Regions from separate parts of the Homo sapiens genome. Here region 2 is linked to region 1. Evidence: chromatin loops called from intact Hi-C (ENCODE). Cell type or tissue: dorsolateral prefrontal cortex. All regions are shown on one strand. Each heading gives the region's core, and the rest is flanking DNA. Links, peaks and the distances in the headings are about the cores only. Region 1 overlaps ACER3 (alkaline ceramidase 3). Region 2 has its middle 24 kb from the start of TSKU.

The links. Hi-C counts contacts between places; a loop is a spot of excess contacts. Peaks named below come from ENCODE experiments on the same cell type or tissue, not always from the same donor. Only the 100,000 strongest peaks of a DNase experiment are listed, where the experiment ranks them.
Region 2: a loop joins it to region 1, with 1.0 times the contacts of the local background. A loop is called at or near these places in 105 of 110 quality-filtered maps.

Annotation. Positions count from the first base shown.
Region 1 is chr11:76,918,567-76,921,474 of GRCh38, reverse strand. All of the region lies in intron 1 of ACER3 (alkaline ceramidase 3), which reads right to left. Among named protein-coding and RNA genes, the nearest start is that of ACER3, 59 kb to the right of the region's middle. In dorsolateral prefrontal cortex, for the core only: CTCF peaks have their summits at 1,202 (motif pointing right), 1,408 (motif pointing left) and 2,201 (motif pointing right); DNase peaks (open chromatin) are centred at 1,364, 2,209 and 2,391; H3K4me3 peaks cover 602 bases; H3K27ac peaks cover 1,367 bases.
Region 2 is chr11:76,805,860-76,808,767 of GRCh38, reverse strand. No RefSeq gene overlaps it. Among named protein-coding and RNA genes, the nearest start is that of TSKU, 24 kb to the right of the region's middle. RefSeq lists enhancers at 1,224-1,273, 1,354-1,403. In dorsolateral prefrontal cortex, for the core only: CTCF peaks have their summits at 954 and 1,161 (motif pointing left); a DNase peak (open chromatin) is centred at 1,177; H3K4me3 peaks cover 861 bases.

The DNA of each region.
Region 1 (2,908 bases), core at 198-2,697:
CTTTTCAATACAGATACTGGATCAACTGCATATTTATATAGGAAAAAAATTAATCTGGATCCCAGGTTCACACTCCTTACACAAAAATAAATTCCAGATGGGAGCTTCTCTGAACCCATTCTGGTTCAAGGGCTGCCCAATTCGATAAACAATTAAAAATTTGTTTTAATTAAAAATAAATTCCAGAGGTACTATAGATCTAAATGTAAAAGGTAACACAATAAAACCTTCAGAAGAAAATATGGGAGAACATCTTTATCACCTTGGAGAGGCAATGATTTTTTTCAGTAGGACATGAAAAGGATTAACCACAAAGGCAAAAAATTGATAAATCAGGTAAGACTGTAAAGTCAGGAAAAAAGAATAAAAGGTTACTTTTAAAAAGCTGATTTAAAGAATAATAGATATGTAATTGCTTTGTAAATAAGCAATTTAGCTTATATAGCTATACATGTTAGCTAATTTAATTTTACTAAGCAAAATAATGCACATAAAATGATCGTGGACTTAAAACTTTGGGTAAAAAAATGGTTTCAGCCCAGGCATTGTGGATCATGGCTATAATCCCAGCACTTTGGAAAGCCAAGGGGGGAGGATTGCTTGAGCCCAGGAGTTCGACACCAGCCTGGGCAACATAAGGAGAACCCATCTCTACAAAAAATTTTTTAAAATTAGCCAGGCATAGTGGCACTTGCCCGTGGTCTTAGCTGCTCAGAAGGCTGAGGTGGGAGGATCGCTTGAGCCTGGGAGGCTGAGGCTGCAGTGAGCCATGATCACACCACTGCACTGCAGCCTGGGTGACAGAGCAAGACTCTGTCTGTTAAAAAAAAAAAAAAAAAAGTCAAGAGTTCAATCAGAAAAGATAAACCAGAGTAATTTGAATAGAGAATTATTAACTTATAAGAGTAAGGAGAGACAGGCTAGTCACAAGTAAAGAAAACTCTACAGAATAAAGGAATATCAGAGGTAAGGAGCAGCCACTACCCCTAAGGCTGAGATAGAGCATTAAAAAAGAGGTTTCCCCAAGGCTGAGATGCAGACCTTGCTGGAGAAGGCATGACCATGGTTCACTGAATAGCCGAGAAGTTGCTGTGGTGCTATACCCATAGAGCTTGCTGAAATCTACTGTTCAGAACTTGTCAGAACTCTGCCCTCTAGGGTGCCAGCTAAAGCTAATCCCATAGAGCGGAGAGGTAGGTGGGCAGGGGATGCTACTGACCACTAGGTGCTGCTGACAGCCACGTTCTGCAATAGCCTGGCACCAGAAGCTGACCAAGCTTTAAGAGGTGGGCACTGGGGAAGCCTCAGCACTGTAGGAGCCAGAAGCTATTAAGCCACTTGGACTGCAAGAGCTGGCGCCAGAGAAGTTGCCAAGCCAGCACACCAGAACCAGGAAGGAAAATCTCTTCCTCTTGCAATGTCTCTCTGGCGCCCTCTATTGACAAAATTTAACATCCAGCCAGTTGTCAAAGGAAAATATTCAAAGGGCTCAGGTCTATTTTCACCAACCATGCAATGAATGTTGAACTCAGAGCTAAGAAGTAATAAATTGATAACGACCACAATTATAAAACTATGTTTTCATCAATCATGACTTGGTAAAACTATAGTTGGTGAGGGTTCCCTAACCAAGAAATTAAGAATAAACATTTAAGCAGGTTAAATAATGGATTTCCCCCTTTTTCCATATTTTCTACAATGTTGCTATATTGTCTTTATAACTGAAAACTAAAGTATTAAAAAGATGAATGGTAGAAAATAAAATTACTTCTACTAAGAGTTTAATTGGATTTGAGGTTAACTGCTTCCAGAAAATTCAATTAAAAAATTTCTGTTCTGGAAATAAAAGCGAGATATTCATTCATACACCACACAATAGTGTACTAAAATATTTTGAACACTTTTTTTCTGGAAGGAAAGTCTTATTTTGATATAGATTTAGATTTTTGAAAACTATGATATTTTTATACCCCCAAACACATTCTCCTTATAATATAAATTACAGGCAAGACTGACGTTACAGTAATTTCACGATTTCTTAATAGGTAAATTTATCTTTCAGCAAGGTAAACGGAAACTCAAATATCAAAAATATGAGAAACAAAGTTTGGGGAAAAGCACATGTGCAAAAGGGTACAATTTAAGAGAATTGTGAATGAAGATACAGTAGGAAAGTGTTTTCTCATAGGACAGTAGGTGGAGCCAGTGTGCTCCACAATCTAAACGGTTTTCCAACATTTGGCTGAATACATAAAACCCTGAGGTGACTGGATAAACAATTTAGAGCTCGGTTGTATTTACAACTGTAAAACCATCACCCAGAGCTAAAGATAAATAAATAGAAGCATTAAAATCTAGTGAAGCTGAAAAAGTGATCTATATTGCTTCACTTCCACTGTGAAAAGCCGTCCTGCCCAGTCAGCAAATTAGCTTGATGAAAGCTGTAACTGGTTTGAGCCTGAAAGCAACCCAGCACTTTTCCCCAATGCAAGTTCATTTTGCCAAATATTTTACTGATTATGCAGATCTTCAAATAATGTTAAACATTCCCAGAGCTTCAGAGACTTCAGAGATGGATGTAGATAGGGAGATCATCTAAATTCATCTTCACAATTTAGAGTAGGCATTACTGTGTTCTTATCTACTACCACCTTCTAGCTGTGTGAACTTAGGCAACTTATTTATGCTTAAGCCTTAGTTTCCTAACTTGCAAAATGGGTAAAAACAATTATATTTACATTATTTAAATAATTGAATATGATATAAATAATAAATATGACCAAATAACACATATAAAGATTATTTGATATGAGAAAGATCCATAGAATATTATATAAGAACTTCCACAATCTTGCTGTGTTAAGAATTAATATCTATATAGTGAACTTGCACATGTACTCTTGAATTT
Region 2 (2,908 bases), core at 109-2,608, 110 kb after region 1:
CAATACACACAAAGTGTACATCTCAGCGCCTGGCACCGAATAACCTGTCATTTCATCGGCAAGTTTTATTTTTATTTTAAAACAGACCCAAATTCCTACATTTCTTCCTATCTCCACTGCTACCATCAAGTCACTCTCATCTCCTTCCTGGTTTATGGCAAGGACTTCCTAATGGATCTCTCTGCTTCTGCTCTGGCACTCACAGCCAGGGCAATCTTTGTAAAGTGTCCCCAGAGCCTGTGTCACCTCTGTCTAAAGGCCTCTAATTGGCTTCCTGCTGTGACTGGAGTAAAATCCGCAGCACTGACAGTGGTCTATCCAGCCAGCCTCGCTGCCCTCAATTCTCCCATCAAGCCCCGGCCAGCCTCGCGTCCTTCCTGAGTGTGCCAAGCTCACTCACTCCTTGAGGTCTTTGCACCGAGATTTCCTCCCTTGGAAAAGGTTCCTCAGGTCCCCGCAGGGTTGGCTTCCTCCCTTCTTTTAAGTCTCAGCTCAAACGTGAGAGTAGCACCCAACCGCGTTACCTCTGCCGGCACCCCCGTCACCTCTACTGTGCTCCAATTTGCCCTCTTTGTAGCATTCACCATCTCCTCACTTACTTAGATGCCCAGGCACCCATTTACTGTTGGCCCTCCCCGTAGATGACCACCTCCATGACAGCAGGGACCAAGGTGGTCTGTGGTCATGGCTCTTTCCCCAGTACTTGTCTTTGGGTCTGGACACAGGAGACCCTCTAAACTATTTATTGAATTTTATTTTACTTTTTAAAAAATATTTATTTATTTATTTTAGAGACAGGGTCTCACTATGTTGTCCGGGCTGGTCTCGAACTCCTGGACTAAAGCAATTCTCCCATCTCAGCCTCCAGAAGTTCTGGGATTACAGGCATGAGCCACCAGGCCCGGCCTGCTGAATAAACATTATTTTTTAAATTCTATAAAACACCAGGTTGAAAGTTCTTTTATCGGAGGGGAAGATGTGAAAGTGGAGTCCTTGGTGGCTGCTGAAAACCGCTGCTCATCAGACTTCTGCGTCTGAGCTTGCCCTTCGCTTTCCTCTTGTGGGGACCCCTCTAACCCCCGGCCTGTGTATAGAGCGACAAGCCCGGCACAGGGCAGGGAGAAAGGGAGCAATGGGCGGGCGGAGAAAGGAACGGGAGTGTCTAAGGCAGCGCCCTCTGGTGGGCACAAACTCCGTGACAAGTTGGAGACCTGCAACACACTCCGCCCGCAACTCCATTCTTGCAAGTTTTCACCTAGTTTGCCCCTCTTGTCAGATGGGAACTCAAGCTCGTGCCCTGCCTATGCAGTCACTTTTCACCTTGTATTGCAGTCATTCGACTCTCCCATGGGATGGAAAGCCACTGGGGCCAGGGCTGGCTCTAGTCCATCTCTGGATGCCCCATGGCTAGGACTGTGGTGTCTCTGCCAAACACATGGCTTTCACGTGTATGTGGGGACAAATCCTGCACGCTGAGACCCAGGGGCCTACTCCCTGGGCTGCCCTAATCCTTTGAGTCACTCAGCATGCTGTTGGCTTTGTCTCAGAGTTTTATTATTCTTGTCATCTCTCACCCCATCCCCTAGAGAAAGGGCTTCCCACCAAATGACTTAGCCTCCTGCCAGGGCTAAGCAGGCTCCTCCGGCAGGTCTACCAATCAAGTTATTATACGCAACCTTTTTTTCTTCTTTCTTTTCTTCCTTCTCTCTCTCTCTGTCCTTCCTTCCTTCCTTCCTTCCTTCCTTCCTTCCTTCATTCCTTCCCTCCTTCCCTCCCTTCCTTCCCTCCTTCCCTCCCTTCCCTCTCCTTTCCTTCCTTCCTTCCCACTCCTTCCTTAATTTCTTTCTTTCTTTCTTTTTCTTTCTTTTTTTTCTCCTTTCAACTCAAATCACTCTGTGGAGAGCAGGAAGCAGACATAATTTGGGACAGGGCCTCTGAGTGTAAGTCCCAGGCCCTGCCACCTACTGTCTGGACATCGTTTTCCTTGACTGTGAAATGGGCTGATTCTAAGCCCTGCCCTGCTGTCCTCACAGGAAGGCTGCACAGAGCAAATGAGGTGTGGTATGAAATGGAAGATCCATGTCAACTTTAAAGTGTGGCCCAAACCTGATTATGCAGTAAGATCATCTGGATTTGCTTGTTTTGAAAAACTGAAAACTAAGACTCCCTACCCTCTCCCCACACACGGGGAAGTTTTAAAAGTATGTGACATTGAAGTCAAATTCTGGAACATTTGGGAAAAAATGAGATTTCTGGGCCTTTCTGATGTTTGGTGAAGGCTTGTGCTTTGAGCCACGCTGCAGGCAGCATGGAGCTGGCCCCAGCCTCTTCCGTCTTCACAGGGCATCACAGGCCCTCCTGGCTGAAGGAGCCTCAGAATCTCCTAGGCTGATTCGTCTTATGGCTGGGGAAGGGAGCAGGCTCAGAGAGGTGGGACTCACCTCTCCACAGGCAGTGGGGCTGCGGCGGGCTGAGTGAGGCGGGGCACAGACTTAATGGCCAGCAAGAGTTGGAGCAGAAGTGGGTCCCGGCCAAGGAGCTGGAGAGGCAGAGGTGGAGCCTCACAGGGGACTCCTACCCTAGCCCAGCTCCAGGCCTGTCTGTGCACATACCTGCTGCCTGTGAGGAGGGGAAAAAGAGAGAGCAGGGAATGGGGGTTTCCCTTGCAGAGGAACTGGAACAAATGCTGGAAGTCTCAAGAGCTGGTTTCTTGGTGGTTTCTTCCACAAGCTTGCTGTGAAGCCTTGGAAAGGCCACTTACTCTCTCTGGTCCTTCATTTCACCATCAGTAAAACGGATATAACAGACCCATTTATTAATCCTACAGATATGAATCGACAACCAACTATGTGCTGGGCACCAGCCTAGGTGATATGGACCCTGTGGGGAGCAAGGCAGGAACAGTTCC